Regions from separate parts of the Homo sapiens genome. Here region 1 is linked to region 2. A link is an interaction called in ENCODE POLR2A ChIA-PET data of the cell type or tissue named here. Cell type or tissue: PC-9. All regions are shown on one strand. Links, peaks and the distances in the headings refer to the core of each region. The heading gives the core; the rest is flanking DNA. Region 1 has its middle 140 kb from the start of LINC02450. Region 2 has its middle 69 kb from the start of LINC02450.

What was found. ChIA-PET counts read pairs that join two places held together with the same protein. Peaks named below come from ENCODE experiments on the same cell type or tissue, not always from the same donor. Only the 100,000 strongest peaks of a DNase experiment are listed, where the experiment ranks them.
Region 1: POLR2A ChIA-PET joins it to region 2 with 24 read pairs; 2 of 35 experiments call an interaction of 5 or more read pairs at or near these places.

What each region holds. Positions count from the first base shown.
Region 1 is chr12:42,828,553-42,838,739 of GRCh38, forward strand. No RefSeq gene overlaps it. Among named protein-coding and RNA genes, the nearest start is that of LINC02450, 140 kb to the left of the region's middle. In PC-9, for the core only: no CTCF peak of the experiment used is centred there; no DNase peak of the experiment used is centred there.
Region 2 is chr12:42,755,903-42,766,089 of GRCh38, forward strand. No RefSeq gene overlaps it. Among named protein-coding and RNA genes, the nearest start is that of LINC02450, 69 kb to the left of the region's middle. RefSeq lists an enhancer at 578-1,464 and a silencer at 7,261-7,350. In PC-9, for the core only: no CTCF peak of the experiment used is centred there; DNase peaks (open chromatin) are centred at 4,169, 4,829, 5,869 and 6,169; H3K4me3 peaks cover 160 bases; H3K27ac peaks cover 3,187 bases.

The DNA.
Region 1 (10,187 bases), core at 668-8,667, 72 kb after region 2:
TCTTCTACTGACTCAGGTGTTAATTTCCTCTGGCAACACCCTCACAGACACACCCAGAAACAACACTTTATCAGCTATCTAGGTATCCTTCAATCCAATCAAGTTGTTACATGATATTAATCATCATATCCTGGATCTTAAACTGTTTAAGGGTACATATATATGTCAGTTGGGTGAACCAGTACACTTTTTCCAAATACACACATCTACTCAACTGTATAAAGACTTCCGTGTTTGGTGATTGATAATATTCATTTCCTTTAACGTAGGAGACACTATTTTGGAACGTTTTGAATGACATTTTTGTGGTTCACGCTGAAGGAGCGCTTCAGAGGCCAAACATATTATAGGAACGGCCTTTTAGAATTTTGCTGTCTGTCTCTTTTTTTTTTTTTTTTTTCCAGATGGGATCCAAGGTAACAGGCCTTGATGTGACTTTTTCTCTACTGGCATCTTTATGATGATGAAGTTCCAGCATATGTTGGTGGTTCCCTTCCATCTGTCTGGGGATCCAGCAGGGGGATGGAAACCCCAGCCAAACTACTTTTAGGAACAAATACACAATATAAAGACTTTCCATTTCCTCTCATTTTGTTTTCTCTTTTGTTTCTCATTATGTAAATTCCAGAAAACTAATCATGCAGTAGAACAGGACAAGCAGAGCCTTTATGGTCAGAGTTCTTAATTCATCTGTGTTAGATGCCCAAGGCCGTAGTCTGGCGTTGTATTTTAATGTCTTGAGAAGAAGGGGGATTGAATGCATTCCAGAATATCTTTGATTTAGTAAAAAAAAGATATCAGGCCCAGAATATTTCAGGATACAGTGCTGAGAACAGAGTACTGGAATTAGCCACTCTAGGAAAAAAGGAGTTTAGCCTTGTTATAGGAGTTAAAGACTGAAGCAATTTAAACAAGGTCCTTGTATATCAGAGCACTTTCCTTCTGGTATTCTTGTTAGTTTAACCCATGATAAAATTCTGGATTTTAGTAAATCTGATTCCTGATTAAATTTTTTTCCTGAAAACCCTCTGCCAGGTAATTTTTGGGGGGATTGGAGTGGTAATGCCCTGCTTTTCTCTCTTTTCCATTTTCAAGACTTTTCCTAAGCTGGACTATTTGAATCCCATCTCCAGCTCTCAACTACCCACCATGTAATATAAGCTGGGCATAATGTTAGAAGTACTTATCATGCCTTATCTTATTTTAGTCTCATAGCAATTCTGGGTGCAGATGCTATTATTTATTCCTATTTTACAGAAAAGAAAATTGAGGTATAGGGATTAAATAAATCGCCCAAGGCCACTCTGCTAGTAAGTGGTGAAGCAGGGATCAACCCACTGGAATGCCTTTTCCTTGGGGTCCTAAGACCTGCATAGTCCTTAATCAGAAGGAGATGAAAGAGCCTATTTGACAGCTCAGGTAACTCAGTTCCGACTCGAGTTTGTTGTATTACTCTTGCTTCCTTTACACATTTCTGCCTTGTTCATGAGAACTCCTGTTCCCGGATTTTTTTGTCATAGTTCCCATAACTATGGTTTTATCTGATTCCCTATACCAGGGTTTCTTAACAGTGACTTTTTTTTTTGAGATGCACATCTTTGTTGTATGTATGTGTGTGTCAGGGGTGGGTGGGTGGGTGGGTGGATGGGGCTGTTCTGTCATTTCTCGTTCAGTAGCATAACCGGGCTCTATCTGCTAGATGTCAGTAGTACCCCCAGATGTGACAACCAAAGTGTCTCCAGACATTGCTAAGTGTCCCTGCGGTGGGGAGTGGAGGTGGTCGGCCTTGGTTTGGAGCCCCTGTCTCATACCGACATTCCTGACTGCTGGTTAGATTGTCTTACTCAGACTGAGACTCTGCCTTGCTTAAACACTAACCCTGAATGTCAGTTCTGTGCCTGGACCCTCTTAGCACCACACCTTTGTGACGCTAGTCACTTGCTGGAATCGCTGCATATTTTCTGGTTCTGGACTCTTCATCAGCATGCATCTGTCCTTGGGGCACCTATCCGCAGGCACCTAACCTGATGATAAATTCTCGCCAGACACCATGTTCTCTGATTTGTGCTAAGCTCCCCAGATGGACTCCCTCTGGCTGTCTCTACAGTTCCATCATGTCTCGTCCGAGTCAATTTGTTCTATGGTATTTATGACTGAGCCTTAAGTCTCTGCTCCGATTCAGCCTTTATCTCTTTGAGGGCTGCTGCCCTATAGTTAGTTCAAATGAACTCTCCACTTTGATCTTTGACTAGATTTAAAATTCCACCTTTGATATAGCGGAGAATGCATGTTACATGGGAATCAGGTAGATTTCAAGTTGTGGGAAAGGCAAAAATTTGTATAGTTAATTTTTCTCTTGAAAATTGCGTATGAAAAAGCTAGTGAAGACCAACATTTTCATCTTTCACTAAGTCCAACCCAGTTATAATCTTCTCCAGCATTGGGACACATTCCTGTAATTTAATTCAAAAAGAAAGGATTTTTAAATATTAGAATTATATTCACTATGACAAGAAACGTACACCATGAGAGCACTTGGGAACTAAGACTGAATAATCAATGGCATTTTCACCTCTTGCCTCTTACACTAACTTTACGTAGGGCCCTGGCTTCCAAGTAGAAGCAGGAATGGAGTCATATGGAACAATGATTCCTGTGGTTTCTCTCTCTCCTTTCTTTTGCTTTCACTGTTGTTGTTCTTGAATATAAATATGTTGCTAAATACATAGGATGCCATTGTTTTGTAATTGACTATTTCCTGGGAGCAGTGGAAAAGAAGGAAGCAAGAAAGGCTTTGCTAGTGCATATCAGCATTAAGCCAGACATAGTGATTTTCAAACCTTCTTCCCAAGGAGTTCTAGGAGTTCCTCAGAGGAGCTTCAGGCTGTTGGGACAGGATAGTGCTTGTTTCGATAACAGAAGCTCTGCTTTCTTTTCCCTTTTGCTTTTCAAAATTTTGTATAAAATTTAATGTGAACAATAGATTCAATGGCTAAAAAAACATTAAATTGTGCAAAACACTCAGACTCAGCCATATTGTTGATATTTATTTTTCTGATTCATGGTTTGCTTTTTATCTCATGCTTTGATTCATATGAGCATATCCATGCACACTCAATAGTTTCTAAGCATTTTAGAAACAAAATGTAATCATACTTTATATTCTAAGCATAACTTTTTTCATGTATCAATTTATTATGGTCATTTTTGCATGTCAGAACATATAAAATGATTTTGTGACATTCAATAATATGATACCACAATTGATAAGTATTCAGTGCTGTATTTCAAACAATGCAGCAAAAGTTTTTCCTATACATACTAAGTATTTTTTCAGGATAGATTCTGAGAAACAGAGCTTAATAGTCTAAGGTCTGTACATTTAAGCTTTTCATAGAGACTTTCAAGTCACACTAATAAATAGGGATCTAATTTAAAATTATACTGGTAGTATGAGTCTTCTCTATACCAATATCCTAGGCAAAACTGATTATTAATCAATTTAATTTTTACTAAGCAATTGGGTGAAAAAAATTGTTATTTTCATTTAATTTTCCTGATCAATGGTGAAGTATTTTACCTTTTAAAATACTGACTAGTCACTTATATTTCTTCTGTGAGTTACTTTTCCATATACTTAGCTCATTTTTTCTGCTTGGTTGCTTAATTTCTCATATTAATTTTCAGGAACTGTTTTCTAAATACTTTTTTCCCAGTTGCTTGTATTGTATATATTGTATTACAGTCTGTCACTCACCTTCTAATTTTGATTATCATTTATTTAACTGTTTAGTAGTAAGGATGTATATATTCAAATCTCTCATTTTTTTGATCTCATTTTAAAATGATGTATTTTGCTTAGAAGGCCTTCTGTGTTATAGGCTTTCAAAAATATCCTTTTAAATAGTATTTTATATTGCATTTTTTGTTTAGACATTACTTTTGCACATGGCATGAACCTGACTCTGTTCTTCAAAATACAGTCTGTGTTTTAGAGTGCTTTTCAAATAATTTATCATTTCCTTACTCTCTGAGTCTGTCAGTGATGCTATAACAAAATACCTGAGATGGACAATTTATAAAGAACAGAAATTTATTTCTCACCATTCTAGAGGCTGAGAAATCCAAGAGCAAAGCATAAGCAGGTTTTGTGTCTGGGGAGGGACCAGTCTCTACTTCCAGGATGGTGACTTAAACACTGCTTCCTATGAATGGAAGCTGTGTCCTCATGTGGCAGAAGAGACAGACTCAGTCCCATAAGCCCTTTTATAAGGCACTAAGCCCTCATTACTTAATCACCCCCTAAAGACTTCACCTCTTAATATTATCACATTGATGATTACATTTCAACATGTGGGCTGGGTGTGGTGGCTCACACCTGTAATCCCAGCACTTTGGGAGGCTGAGGCGGGTAGATTACTTGAGGTCAAGACTTTGAGACCATCCTGGGCAACATAATGAAACCTTGTATCTACCCAAAAAACTCAAAAATTATCCAGGCATGTTGGCATGTGCCTGTAATCCCAGCTACTTGGGAGGCTGAGGTGGGAGAATTGCTTGGACACAGGAGGCGGAGGCTGCAGTGAGCTGAGATCACATCACTACACTTCAGCATAAGTGACAGAGTGAGTCCTGTCTCAAAAGAAAAAAAAAGATTCAACATATGAATGTTGGAGGACACATTTAGACCATAGCACCTATTGAATTCACATGCCACGTTTCTTATCTTTTACATTTCTACATATAGTTGGTAAACTCTGAACTTTGTATTTTTTTTACTTTAAAATAAACTTTTAAATTTTACTCAATAGTTTTAGTAGGTTTTTTTAGCATCAAACAAAATAGATTTTATTTATTTCAATAGGTTTTTGGGGAACAGGTGGTGTTTGGTTACATGGATAAGTTCCTCAGTGGTGATTTCTGAGATTTTGCTGCACCTGTCACCTGTGCAGTGTACACTGTATTCAATGTATAGTTTTTTGTCCCTCCCCCCAGCCCTTTCTCCTAGTCTCTAAAGTCCATTGCATCATTCTAATGCCTTTGCATCCTCATAGCTTAGCTCCCACTTACGAGTGAGAACATACGATGTTTGGTTTCCCATTCCTGAATTACTTCACTTAGGATAATGGTCTCCAATTCCATCCAGGTTACTGTGAATGCCATTATTTCATTCCTTTTTATGGCTGAGTAGTATTCCATGGTATGTATGTGTGTGTGTGCGCGTATATATATATATATATATATACACACACACACACACATATATCATAATTTCTTTATCCACTTGTTGATTCATGGCCGTTTGGGCTGGTTTCATATTTTCGCAATTGCGAATTGTGCTGGTATAAACATGGGTGTGCAAGTATCTTTTTCGAATAATGACTTCTTTTCCTCTGGGTAGATACCCCACAGTGGGATTGCTGGATCAAATAGTAGTTCTACTTTTAGTTCTTTAAGGAATCTTCACATTATTTCCCATAGTGGTTATACTAGTTTACATTCCCACCAGCAGTGTGGAAGTGTTCCCTTTTCACCACATCCATGCAAACATCTGTTATCTTTTCATTTTTTGATTATGGCCATTCTTGCAAGAGTAAGGTGGCATCGCATTGTGATTTTGATTTGCATTTGTCTGATCATTAGTGATGTTGAGCAGTTTTTCATACGTTTGTTGGCTATTTGTATGTCTTCTTTTGAGACTTGTCTATTCATGTCCTTAGCCCACTTTTTGATGGGATTGTTTTTCTCTTGCTGATTTGTTAGAGTTCCTTGTACATTTGGATATTAGTCCTTTGTTGGAAGTATAAATTGTGAAGATTTTTCTCCCACTCTGTGGGTTGTCTGTTTACTCTGTTAATTGTTTCTTTTGCTGTGCAGAAACTTTTTCAGTTTAAGTCCCATCTATTTATCTTTGGTTTTGTTACATTTGCTTTTGGGTTCTTGGTAATGAAGTCTTTGCTTAAGCCAGTGTATAAAAGGGTTTTTCCAATGTTATCTTCTAGAATTTTTGTGGTTTCAGGTCTTACATTTAAGTATTTGATCTATCTTGAGTTGCTTTTGTATAAGGTAAGAGATGAGGATCCAGTTCCATTCTTCTACATGTGGCTAGCCAGTTATTCCAGCACCATTTGTTGAATAGGGTGTCCTTTCCCCACTTTATGTTTTTGTTTGCTTTGTTAAAGATCAGTTGGCTGTAAGTACTGGGCTTTATTTCTGGGTTCTCTATTCTGTTCCATTGGTCTATCTGCCTATTTTTATACCAGTACCATGCTATTTTGGTGACTATGGCCTTATAGTATAGTTTAAAGTAAGGTATTGTGAAGCCTCCAGATTTGTTCTTTTTGCTTAGCTTTTCTTTGGCTATGTGGACTCTTTTGGTTCCATATGAATTTTAGGATTTTTTTTTCTAGTTCTTTAAAGAATGATGGTGGTATTTTGATGGGAATTGCATTGAATTTGTAGATTGTTTTTGGCAGTATGGTCATTTTTTTTTTGAATATTGAGTCTACCTATCCATGAGCATGAGATGTGTTTCCATTTGTTTGTGTCATCAGTGATTTCTTTCAGCAGTGTTTTGTAGTTTTCCTTTTAGATCTCTTTTACCTCCTTGGTTAGGTATATTCCTAAGTATTTTATTTATTTTTTTTGCAGCTATTGTAAAAGGGGTTGAGTCCTTGATTTGATTCTCAGCTTGGTTGCTGTTGTTGTATAGCAGAGCTACTGATTTGTGTACATTAATTTTGTATCCTGAAACTTTGCTGAATTTATTTATAAGTTTTAGGGGCTTTTTGGAGGAGTCTTTAGGGTTTTCTAGGTATATGATCATATCATCAGCAAACAGCGACTGTTTGACTTTGACTTCCTCTTTACCAATTTGGATGCACTTTATTTCTTTGGCTAGTCTGATTGCTCTGGCTAGGACTTCCAATACTATGTTGAATAGAAGTGGTGAGAGTGAGCATCCTTGCTGTGTTCCAGTTCTTAGGGGGAATGTTTTCAGCTTTTTCTCATTCAGTATAATGTTGGCTGTGGGTTTGTCATAGATGGCTTTTATTACGTTAAGGTATGTTCCTTCTATGCTGATTTTGCTGAGGATTTAAACCATAACATGATGCCACATTTTGTAAAATGCTTTTTCTGCATCTATTGAGAGATCATGTGATTTTTTGTTTTTAATTCCGTTTATGTGGTGTATCACATTTATTGACTTGTGTACGTTAAACCATCCCTACATCCCTTGTATGAAACCCACTTGGTCATGGTGGATTATCTTTTCAATATGCTGTTTGATTTGGTTTGCTAGTATTTTGTTGAGGATTTTTGCATCTATGTTCATTAGGGATATTGGTTTCTAGTTTTCTTTTTTTGTTATGTCCTTTCCTGGTTTTGGTGTTAGAGTGAACTGGCTTCATAGACTGATTTAGGGAGGATTTCCTCTTTTTCTATCTTATCAGATAGTGTCAATAGAATTGGTACCAATTCTTTGAATGTCTGATAGAATTCAGCTGTTAATCTATCTGGTCCAGGACTTTTTTTGTTGGCAGTTTTTTTATTGCCATTTCAATCTCACTGCTGGTTATTGGCCTGTTCAGTTTCTATTTCTTCCTGGTTTAATCTGGGAGGGTTGTATATTTCCAGGAATTTACCCATTTCCTCTAGGTTTTCTAGTTTATGTGCATAAAGGTGTTCATAGTAGCATTGAATAATCTTTTGTATTTCTGTGATATCAGTTGTAATATCTCCCATTCCATTTCTAATTGAGCTTATTTAGATCTTCTCTCTTCTTTTCTGGTTAATCTTGCTAATGGTCTATCAATTTTATTTTTTTGAAAGAACCTGCTTTTGGTTTCATTTATCTTTGAATTTCTTTTGTTTTCAATTTATTTAATTCTGCTCCAATCTTGGTTATTTCCTTTCTTCTGCTGGGTTTGCGTTTGGCTTGTTTTTGTTTCTCTAGTTCCTTGAGGTGTGACCTTAGATTTTGTGTTCTTTCAGACTTTTCGATGTAGGGATTTAAGGGTATGAACTTTCCTCTTAGCACTGTCTTTGCTGTATCCCAGAGGCTTTGATAGGTTGTGTCACTATTATTCAGTTCAAAAAATTTTTAAATTTCCATCTTGATTTCTTTGTTGACCCAGCAATCATTCAGGAGCAGGTTATTTAATTTCCATGTATTTGCATGGTTTTGAGGGTTCCTTTTGGAGTTGATTTCCAATTTTATTCCACCATGGTCCGAGAGAGTACTTGATATAATTTCAATTTTCTCAAATTTATTGAGAGTTGTTTTGTGGCCTATCATATGGCCTATCTTAGAGAAAGTTCCATGTGCTGATAAATAGAATGTATAGTCTGTAGTTGTTTGGTAGAATGTTCTGTAAATATCTGTTAAGTCCATTTTTTCCAGGGTATAGTTTAAATCCATTGTTTCTTTGTTGACTTTCTCTCTTGATGACCTGTCTAGTGCTGTCAGTGGAGTATTGAAGTCCCCCAAATTATTGTGTTGCTACTCATTTCTTGGCTCTGGTAGTAATTGTTTTATAAATTTGGGAGCTCCAGTGTTAGATAGATATATATTTAGGATTGTGATATTTTCCAGTTGGACAAGTCCTTTTATCATCCTATCATGTTCCTTGCTGTTGCTTTAAAGCTTGTTTTGTCTGATATAAGAATAGCTACTTCTGCTGGTTTTTGGTGTCCATTTGCATGGAATATCTTTTTCCACCCCCTTACCTTAAGTTTATGTGAGTCCTTATGTATTAGGTGAGTCTCTTGAAGACAGAAGATAGTTGGTTGGTGAATTCTTATCCATTCTGCCAATCTGAATCTTTTAAGTGGAGCATTTAGGCCATTTACATGCAACATTAGTATTGAGATGTGAGGTACCATTCTATTATTGTGCTATTTGTTGCCTGAATAACTTGTTTTTTTCCCTTGTGTTTTTGTTTTATAGGTCCTGTGAGATTTATGCTTAAGGAAGTTCTATTTTGGTGTGTTTTGGGGATTTGTTTCAAGATTTAGAGTTCCTTTTAGCAATTCCCATAGTGCTGGTTTGGTAGTGGTGATTTCTCTCAGCTTTGTTTGTCTGAAAAAGACTATCTTTCCTCCATTTACAAAGCTTAGTTTTGCTGGATACCAAATTCTTCGTTGATAATTATTTTGTTTAAGAAGCCTAAAGATAGGGCCCCAATCCCTTCTAGCTTTTAGGGTTTCTGCTGAAAAATCTGCTGTTAGTCTGATAGGTTTTCCTTTATAGGTTACCTGATACTTTTGCCTCATGGCTTTTAAGATTCTTTCCTTTGTCGCTGGGCGCAGTGGCTCACGCCTGTAATCCCAGCCCTTTGGGAGGCTGAGATGGGCGGATCACCTGAGGTCAGGAGTTTGAGATCAGCCTGGACAACATGGTGAAACCCTGTCTCTACTTAAAACACAAAAATTAGCCAGGCATGGTCACAGGCACCTGTAATCCCAGCTACTTGGAAGGCTGAGGCAAGAGAATTGCTTGAACCTGGGAGGTGAAACTTGCAGTGAGCCAAGACCACGCCATTGCATTCCAGGCTGGGCAACAAGAGTTAAAACTCAGTCTCAAAAAGATTCTTTCCTTTGTCTTAACTTTAGATAACCTGATGCCTATGTGCCTAGGTGATGATCTTTTTGTGATAAATTTCCCTGGTGTTCTTTGAGCTTCTTGTATTTAGTTGTCTAGATCTCTAGCAACACTGGGGGAATTTTCCTCGATTATTCCATCAAATATGTTTTCCAAGCTTTTAGATTTATCTTCTTCCTCAGGAACACCAATTATTCTTATGTTCGGTTGTTCAACATTATCTCAAACTTCCTGGAGGCTTTGTTCTTTTTTTTTTTTTTTTTTTTTTGAGATGGAGTCTCCCTTTGTCACCCAGGCTGGAGTGCAATGGCATGATCTCGGCTCACTGCAACCTTTGCCTCCTGAGTAGCTGGGATTACTGGTTCCCACCACCATGCCCGGCTAATTTTTGTATTTTTAGTAGAGATGGGGTTTCACCACATTGGCCAGGCAGGACTCGAACTCCTGACCTCAGGTGATCTGCTGGCCTTGGCCTCCCAAAGTGCTAGGATTACAGGTGTGAGCCACTGCATCTGACTGACTTTGTTAATTTTTAAAAATTCTTATTTCTTTGCCTTTGTTGGATTGAGTTAATTCAAAAGTC
Region 2 (10,187 bases), core at 1,646-9,645:
ATCACAGTGACAAACCACTACGCATCAGAACTAAAAAGACTAGCAGTGCCAAAGGTTGGCAATGAAGTGGCGAAGACTAACTCTTATACTCCCAACAGCAGGAAGGTGTCCCGTGGCTAATTCACGACATTTCCATAATGGAACTTATTTAGGGATGTCGGGAGAGGTGACTGTTCATGCCAAGCACACTCTATTTTTGTCTTAGGGCTTTTAGAACCCTTTACCATGAGGTCGGTCTGAGTCTCCGCTCTAAGTTATGGAGCCTTGCCTGTGGAGTGTGTTTCAAGGCTGGTTTAGCTCAGTTTGTAGTTTACAATACGTACCAGTGAGCAATTTCATTAGCAATTTAGGTCAAGCATTAATTCAGAGTAAAACTTTGCTCAAACATAATGTTCCCTAGTCCTGTTCTTATAGTCAACTGAGTTATATACACATTGATATCTAGGAAGGGGATATCAGAAGCCTTCTGGGGGCAATCTCTCTGTATTCTACCAGTTCTCTGTGAACCTCACTTTCTCAGATCAGCAGAAAGGGAAGCATCATGAAGAAGTAAAGTGTTCTTCCTTGAGGCTGGCTCCCACTTTTTCCCATTTCATTTGTCTCATCATGTCTGCCTGATCCCCATCCAGGAAGAAGAGGGGCCAAGGACTCAGAATATCTTATTCTTTGGTGTAACACTAAGACCCCTTCTTCCACAAACCAAGGGACCTAACCAATTGCCCTGGCCTCCAAAAACTCGCAGAAACCTCTGCAGTCTACTTTGAAGCCACCATAAAGAGTAAATTCAACCAAAAAGTCTTGACATCTTTCTGGTTCTTCATTCAAAGAGAAATATACTTATTTTTTCTCTTTTAAATTAAATTGCAAGAGTCAAGGTCAAGTGGTCACCTGGAATTCCCAGCTGCATTATACTTTCTTCACTTTGTGGGTTCAAGTCAGACAATGAATGTGACTTCAATTTGCATATGTGGTGAAAATGGATTTTTGTCTGACTTCATCACACTTTCATCAGACAGGAGCAGGGCCTCCGCATCTTCTGACCAGTTCCATTTTTGATTACCTTTGCTTTGATGCTTGTGGATTTATTAACCAGCTAAGTGCTCACCAGAAACTTCAGCGCTGGGAGCCCTGGGCCAAAATCACAAAGTGCTCTTTCCCTCACACAAGGCTTTTGTTTAAACATTTCTTGAACGAACCAGCCTGTCAGGTCTGATTCTGTGGGAGAACATATTTGTAAGACAAAGCAATGTTGTGGCCTACCAGGAGGCCTATGACTCGCACGGTGAATTATTCACTCCTCTGCCTTGCTGGACAGGTCAGGTCACTGGTGTTCACAGCGGGGAGCAAGACATTATTCATTACCAGGCTTGGTTTGTTGTCTTCAGTGATCCCCTTCCCCCAGTGATCCCCTGTCAGGTTTTAACAAGCCATCACATTCTTTTAAACTTCCCCTGGGCAGCAGAGGTCTCCCCTACCCCCTTTTTTCTTTTTTTCACTTGCAGAAGGTACAGTAATAGGTAGAAAGCTGGAGTGGTTGTAAATTGCAGCAGTTAATGTCAAATTGATGGAGCAGTGATCAAACGAAGTTCATAACCACACGATGCAACCTGAGAGTGGAATTCTCTCTCAGACATTTCTAATGACTGGGCTATACAATCATAAACGTGAAGACCTTTTCTGGGAGGGGCAATAGAAAGAATTCATGTGGGTGACCACAACCATGAACGAGGATGACACTGGACGTCAGTTTTGGAGAGAGCTCTGATGGTTTGGGACAACGGTACCTGAGTAAGAGCCTCAGCTCTGGGACATCTTCAAGAATTAGGATTTTTCCCAGCTCCTCCACTGGTTTTCTACCCTTGATTGCAGGGATAAGAGAGGAAAAGTTTGCTTGTCTAGAAAAGCCACAGTGGCAAATTGCTGAGCTGTCTGCCTAGCTCTAGCATCCAGCACAGTCCATTCACAAAACAGAATGAGAGACAATGTCACACAATTAACAGTGACACATTTAAAAACCAATTACGCTAGACGCTACGCAGCTGACTTCCAGCTGTCTGTTCAGCTGCAGGCAGCAGGAGGAAAAGTGATTTGATGCAGGAAAACTTTACGCTAAAAAGAATCGGAGAGTAATATCCAATATATCCCATTGTTGCCTGCATATAGAAGGGAAGGGCAGGTCTGCTCACTTTTACTTTATTATATTTCTCCCCTCTGTTGGATGTAAAAGGTATAGTGTCCTAGGGTTAACATATTCAGAATGATTTAGTTGCAGAAAAAGAGGAAATTGCAACTTGATGGCAAGAGTAACGAAATGAAATGAATGACAAAGTCCCCTAAAATAACTATCAGGGTCTCCTCCCTCCACAGTGGAGGAGCCCCTCTCTGTCTCATGCTTCTCTGACATGGTCTGCACATGCTGCTGGTTGGGTGTGAAGTTAGTATCCTAGGCAGAAGAGTGAATTGACAACTTTATATGTTTTCAAGTTGTTTAAAGTATAAACCACTTTAGCGATGGATCTTGGAATGGTTGAAATTGTGGTTTGTGAAATAAGCACTTAATTTAAGATTGGAAATACCCACAGGAATAACTGAGCCTATAAAATATGAAAATTCACATCAACCTGTAATGATAAACATATATGAAGTACACAACCTGTAAAGATAAGAGTATATCACATCAACCTGTAATGATAAAAGTATATGAAGTACACAAAAGCATGACTTGAGTTTACAAGACTTGTCCAGAGAGCACAGAAAATCACGTGCTACTGGGTAATTCAGACAAATAGCTTTGGCTTGCCCTTAATTACCTAAACAATTCAGGACTGAGCTGGGCCATTTTTAACTGAATATAATTAGGGTGGTTCCCTTTGGTTGTGTGGACCTGGGTATATAATATGTTGTATTTCAATTCCTATAATTTACAGGCATATGAGCAGGCTAAATATTGTAAAGCAGGATATGGTTCCTGGAGGATGCCAGCATCCACCCACTAATTGACCTGCTAAGAACCAGCAGCAACATGCTCTCCAGTTGTGGTCTGGAGGCTGAATTACAATAAATACCCACATGAGTGTCTTATTTAGATTTGTCCGATTAAAAAAACTCATGTACAAAGCTGATGAGACCTATGTTAGTTGCAGGTTAATACTTGCTGATTTCTTGCCGTCAACTCTCCAGTAAACAAGAACGAAGGCATGGCCAGGCGCTCTCTGTTGCTGCCAGGAAGGGAGGCTTTGAGAAGCCAGCTGCAGGGCAGGGGCATGGCCAGGAGCATTGGTCTTGGAGCCAGATAATTTGGGTTGCACTCTTTGTTTGGATACTTCTCTTCCTTTGACCCTTCGTCACTTATGGAAGCTAGACCACAGTTTTCTCATCTGCAAAATAGAGGCAATGATGTGGTTCTCACAGATGGTTGTGAGATACAAGGCGGCAAGGTTTGAGACTGCTCCTTATAATTAAGTCGTTGGCATAGAGGAAAAGACTGGTGTTTGCAATCCCTTTACTAGGCAGCATCTTGGTGGGAATTCTGAGAAAGGACCCAGTGAGCCTATGGCCAGTCTCCTCCAACTTGGGATGGTGTCTAGATTCCAAACAAAGAGCCAGTGGGCAGCAGAAAAGCAAAGCACTGGTTTCTGACTGAGGGGCCATTGGGCCCCCCGTGGGAGACAGATCTTTAATAATGTTTTTAATGACAGTTCCTTTCCAATGTGGGGGAAGTCTGTACTGAGAGAAACTCGATGCCTCTGGCCTCGGGCGGCAGAATTACCATGTATCTTTTAATCTCAAGGAATAAGGAGCTTTAGTTCACAACAACCCTGTGCATCTTGTCTAGGCCTCCTGCTACACTGTGTTCAGGTAATCACATCAAATGGAGAAATCAGATAGTTTCTGGCTGATTCAAAATGTCCTGGCTGAGAGGCAGAGGAGATGTCAACAGAGATTTCAGGCTCATGGAAAAACGCTCAGGTCCAGCTTCATCTGCTTGTTCCATTCTAATCAGAGAGGTCCTCTGTGGGTCGTAAGACAAGAAACTAGGGGTTTAAAGGTCCCTCAGGAACCAGGGACCAAAATCTGGATCTGAGGAGCAAAATGCTTAAACAAGCTCTGTCTGAGGAGTGAAGGTTAAATGACCCCAGGAATGGGCCAGCTCTTTCTTAAGCAACTTCCTTGGTTTGGGGCCAGAAGGCCTGATGCCCAGTGTCTGTGAATGCACAGGATTGCAGGCGGAGTGCAGCACTTGAGCACCTTCTGTGCTTTTCAGCTCAGCCTTGGAGCAGTTTTATTCCATAAATATTATTATATTTTATATTATATATCATATATAAGTGTATTATAAAAGGCAAAATTGTGACCTGTTGGGTCTTGGACTCAGAACCCATGCTATGGAAAAAGGGACTTCACCCAGTAATAAAATGCTTTGGGATTAGTCCCATCAAAAAGATAAAAATCTTAAATTGCAAGCATCATAAGAGATCTAACTTTATTTAATCGTGGACACGTTTCCTGCTCTAACTTTTTAAAGATGGTCTGCATTTGAAAAGAATTAGGACAATCCTGTATCTTTGATCAACTTGAAAGTCTCTTTAGGGGAAGATATTTAACACTCTGGTTTTTAAACAGAAATCTAAATATGCATCAGCTAATAGTTTCCTACATTAAGCAGTATCAACTTTGCCATTTCATGACATCCAAATGAATAGGAGACCTGTTTTATGCTTAAAAGTGACTATCTGTGAACTAAACACACTTGACTGAGAGGTTTTTATGTGTCATTATTTTTGACACAGCTTGTCATTAGTTTTAACTTTGACCTGATTGCAATGAGGAATTTGGTTGTGCAAGCTTGCCTATTGTTTATCTATACTCAGACTTAATTATTGCTTCCCAGGTCAGTCATCACCATTTTAAGTGGAAAGAAATGGCTTTAACCCTTGGGATGATTCCCACAGAGTTTATTTTGTGTACTTGGATCATGAGGTCAGATGCATAGAAAAAGTGGTCACAGTACTCCTGGGGTGGGGGTGGGGTGAAGTGCAGTCCAGCTACTTGGTGGAGGAGAAAAGTGCGAGGCTTTCTCTCTTGTAGAATCACCTTAGTGGAGATGCGTGAGTCAAAAACTAAGGGGCAGAAGAACGGCCATTGTATGGTGTCTCAGAAGAGTCCTTCTTTCCGTTTCCCCACTATAAAGCTTTTTTTTTTTTTTTTTTTAATTTTCACCATTAAATTCCTTACAGTGGGAGGCACTATTGATACGATGGGCAGGGTAATTTTTCTCTTGTGTCTAATTCCTGGCTATTGCAGGATGTTTAGCATCTCTGACTTTCTTCCCCCAATTATTTTGGCAACAACAATGTCTCCAGAATGTTCAAAATTTACTAAACACATTAACCTGGTTAGTAGAGAACAAAGCATGACTCAGATGAGAAGGCCAGAGAAATTTTCTTGGGAAAAGAGAAGAGAGGGAAGCTTCAGATTCTGCTATAGATCATGTCAAGTGGTAGAGGTGCTAAAAATTTCTGTGGAGGAGCACCAGCAATGAACCTTGCCTACTAGAATTTAGCTGAATGTGTCCCTTGTTAGGTGGGGAGGGGGGAAGGAATAACATTTCTTGAGTAACTACTATGTGCCAGCAATTTGTAGTAATTATCCAACCTACTCATCATTATTCTGTGAATTAGGTATAATTATTCAACTTTCATATAAGGAACTTAGGGCTGACAGTGACAAAGTTGGGATAGGAATCCCTGACTGCTAAAACTGAAGCTGTCTCTCTTTAAAGATTTGAACTCATTATGAAACTTCCTCTGCATTCTAAGTTCAATGTTTTTCTTGTCATCCTGGGTGTTCAAGATCATATAAACAGATAAGGAAACTAGGGTTCTGTTACTTAACTTGAACAACTTACCTCTACCATGAACCTGGTAGAAGATGCCAATCAGAGCTGGGCCTGCTTAAGTGCTTGCAGCTACAATTACTGTATAATTCCTGACAACACTAGGCCTTGCTTTATACCGTGATGGCCATCATTTCCTTCTCAAAACTGACCCGTGCAGAGTGACTTGATAAGATATTCATGATACCATGATGGGCTGGAACTTGGGTCTGGGGTTCAGTGGCAGAGACTGGACAGGTGTTAGATAAACCTGTTTCCCTTTGCACCAGGACATACGACTAGACTACATTCCTCCGTTCCTTGTGGTTAGGAGTAGTCATAAACTAGATTTTGGCAAATGGAATGTGACTGAAAGTTATGTACATCACTTCCAGGCCTGGCCTATAAAATCCTCCCTGGGGATCCTCCATCATCCTTCCTCCCTGTCTGCTGGATAAATTTTGGCACCAAATGACCTTGAAAACCATGTGTTGTATGTGCCAGAGCCTTTATCACCCTGGGTCCCTCTGAAGCAAACTCCCTTTTTCAGACCCTCCCACTGTTGATTGGATTTTATACACTGGGTTCAGCTCACTAGTGTGCTTAAATTAACTATCTGGCTTTCACTGGCTGGCAAGAGCTGACTGTTAAATTTGCAGGAATTGTGTAAGCCAGTTGACATCAAGTTGATAGCTTGGAATCAGTGTGATTGGAGCACTTACAATACAGAGGTTGGCAAGTGCTATACATCAGGGCTTTTATTGCAGAGAGTCATTTTACCAGCACACCACTGGTTAAGCCACTGAAAAGTATTATTATGTAGGTAGCATTATCATAATTTATATTCTGTGACACAAAGTGTTGTTCTGCCTTAAGACAACCTAAAAGGTGTGAAATTGGCTTAGAGGTTGGTGGAAGGTGGCAAGAGGTGGGATTTGAGGAAATGAATGTCAGAGACAGGAAAAACAGGAGCATGTTATGCAGTGACAAGACAATTGGTAAAACGTTGTCTGTGATAACTTGGAAGGCAATGTGCCCATGTAGCCCATACCTCTAGGGGAGATGGTTGGAAAACAGAATGGTAGTAGTGTGTATTGGCTATTAGTAGCTGAAGTTAAAAAGTATTAGAAAATAAGAGATAAAACCCAGGCAAACACTGACTTGTTTATAAATAGAAATAAAGAGGAATAGCATCCAGAAATAAAGGACTTGTAAAATTTTAAAAAGTTTACTACTTTAAGACCCCAAATAGTAGGAAATAAGACAGGAATAACTTTTATATAACAAAGCCTCCATTAAAAAGTAAATCTATACTCAGGTTTTTTTTTTTCAATCATCACAAATACTTTTAAGATGTGAAGTGTTTGAATGCATTTAGATTTTGAGTTTCATTTTGAATCACTTGAAAAATAAAATTAGCCCTGTGGTTTGCTCTTACCATCAAACTTACTGTTCCAGTTACCTTTTTTTGCTGTGTAACAGAACACTTCAAAACCTAGTTGTGGTCGGGCACAGTGGCTCACACCTGTAATCCCAGCACTTTGGGAGGCTGAGGCAGGCGGATCACCTGAGGTCAGGAGTTCGAGACCAGCCTGACCAACATGGAGAAAACCCCATCTCTATTAAAAATACAAAATTAGCTGGGCATGGTGGGGCATGCCTGTAATACCAGCTACTCGGGAAGCTGAGGCAGGAGAATCGCTTGAACCCAGGAGGTGCAGGTTGCGGTGAGCCGAGATCATGTCATTGCACTCTAGCCTGGGCAACAAGAGCGAAATTCCATCTCAAAAACAAAACAAAACAAAACCTAGTTGCTTAAAACAACAATAATCATTTATTTTGCTCATGAATCTGTAATTCGGGCAGAGCTCAGAAAGGAAAGCTTGTCTCTGCTCCATGCAGTGTCAGCTAGGGTAGATTAACTAAAGGCTGGAGGGTCTGCTTCAAGGTGACACACGTGTCTGGCAAATGTGTACTGGAGATTGGCTGGAAGCTTGGATGGGATTGAGGGATGTGGGCTTGGCTCCCTCCCGACGTGGCCTTCTGTATGTAGCTTGGGCTTCTTCACAAAATGGTGGCTGGGTTGTAAGAACAAGTGTCCTGGCAGAGAGCCAGGTGGAAGCTGTGTTGCCTATTAAAAACTACTTTGGAAGTCACATAGCATCATTTGCCCTGTACTCTGTTATTCCAAGTAGTCACAAAGGCCCTCCCTAGGTTCAAACGGGAAGAACATCCATTCCACTTTTTGACAGGGAGTGGCAAGGTTCTAGAAGAATGTGTGGGATGAGAAAGATGACTGTGGATGTTTGCAACATATGTTCTGCTGGGGAGTGAGAGAATCACAGCTCAATTCATTTAAGAACCCATCTTAAATGATCTAGAGAAATTTGTTACCTTAAAGTGATGTTTTGAAGTTAGTGCATTCATTTTCTACTAGTCTAAGCCCAAAACCTGTTATCCAGGTAATAACCAGAATACAGTCTATAGGGCAAGAAGTCCTGAAGGGATACCTGGAGAAATTTAGAGAGAAACAAAGACTTCTTACTGGATAAGACTAGGCGAGAATTCATGGCCATCCATTTATCCAATGAACATTTGTCGAAGGCCTTCTATGTGTCAAGAACCATTCAAATCACTAAGGAGATAAAAATGAATCATTTACTTTTGCTCTCAAGGAAACTGAAGGTGGTGGTGAGGATGAGGGTTGGAGGTGAATAGAGAGGCATCTGTATGTTTACGAACTGTTACTATAGACCAGTGATAGGGGAACAGTGCTTGTGGAGTGCTGAAGTTGATGGTGTCTCATTCTACTTGGGACAGTTGTGAAAAGTGGAGAAAATTTGACCTGAATCTTCTCTTATGAAAAATCAAGAGTCAAGTTCCTAGCAGAGGTGGGGCTGCCAACCCGGCTTTACTGACTCAGAAATCTAGTGCTCTTTCCATAAAACAATTCAACTTTTTTAGATTAAATTGTGTTGTACACATTACGAATAGATTGCGAGTTCAGCTGTTAAAATTCCTTGTGAATTTTTTTTGTTCTTTAAATACTGGAGAGATGTAGGCAAAGGTTTTGATTAGATATATTAACAAGGGACTGGGAGAGCATGCAAACAGACCATCTTCAGATTATGCAGAAGTCTTATTGGATCTGAGAACTTCAGTTTCCTTAACTAAACTTTTACAAGAGCTGCTAACAAGGTATCACAGAGATTTGTTTTCATTTTGTTGCTTTCCTTTTGCTTAGCAATTATCTGAGGGAAATTGTAATATAATGGCCAAAAAGGTAAACATAAAAAATTAAGGACATGAATTATCTAGTAGTCCAGAAATTAGGAATTAAAGACATGTGCTTTTCTTAGGATCTCAAAAATTCGTGATCCTAAAACAGTTGACCCTGAATATTTAACACAGAATTTGTTTCCTCCTCCATCTCTTATAAACTTTGATTTGGTCCAGAGTTCTTGGAGCCTGACGAAGATGAAGAGCAATGATTACTTAACTCCACTTTGTCAAAAATCTCAAATTTTTCTGATATTTCTGGTAACTGTAAAGGTGGCAAAACATTCTTAAAATGAGAAACTTTTAAGTTAAACTCATTTTAATTTAAAAAGGGGCATGCCGCCTGTAATCCCAGCACTTTGGGAGGCCGAGGCGGGCGGATCAGTGAGGTCAGGAGATCGAGACCATCCTGGCTAACACAGTAAAACCCCGTCTCTACTAAAAAAAAAATACAAAAAATTAGCTGGGCGTGGGCGTGGTGATGGGCGCCTGTAGTCCCAGCTACTCGGGAGGCTGAGGAGGGAGAATGGCGTGAACCCGGGAGGTGGAGCTTGCAGTGAGTCAAGATCGCGCCACTGCACTCCAGCCTGGGCAACAGAGTGAGACTCTGTCTCAAAAAAAAAAAAAAAAAAAAGCGGTGGGGGGGCGGGGCGCATGCCACTCATGAAGTGAATTTAAGAGAAAAAGAAAGATGCTGCTAAATGGAACAAATGGTCAGTGTGCTTTTGCCATCCCTGGCATATGGGTTGGGATGATGAAAAGCTTTAACGAATTGTGGACTACTAGTGAAGTTTCTTGCCTCTGGAAACTTTATCAAAATCTATTTCCCAAACCTTGTCTTAAAGCTGTCATCTGATGAATCATGTTCTGATGTGACATGTGTTGTACTGAGAGCCAAGGTGAATTTGTCCTCATTTTATGTGTCTTCCTAAGCCTGGGACAGCTCATGGAGAGCAGTGCACCACCCGTCTCAATGATCTTCATGCTATAACAAATGTAAGTTTGTAATCAGATAGCTACTGCTGGCCAGGTA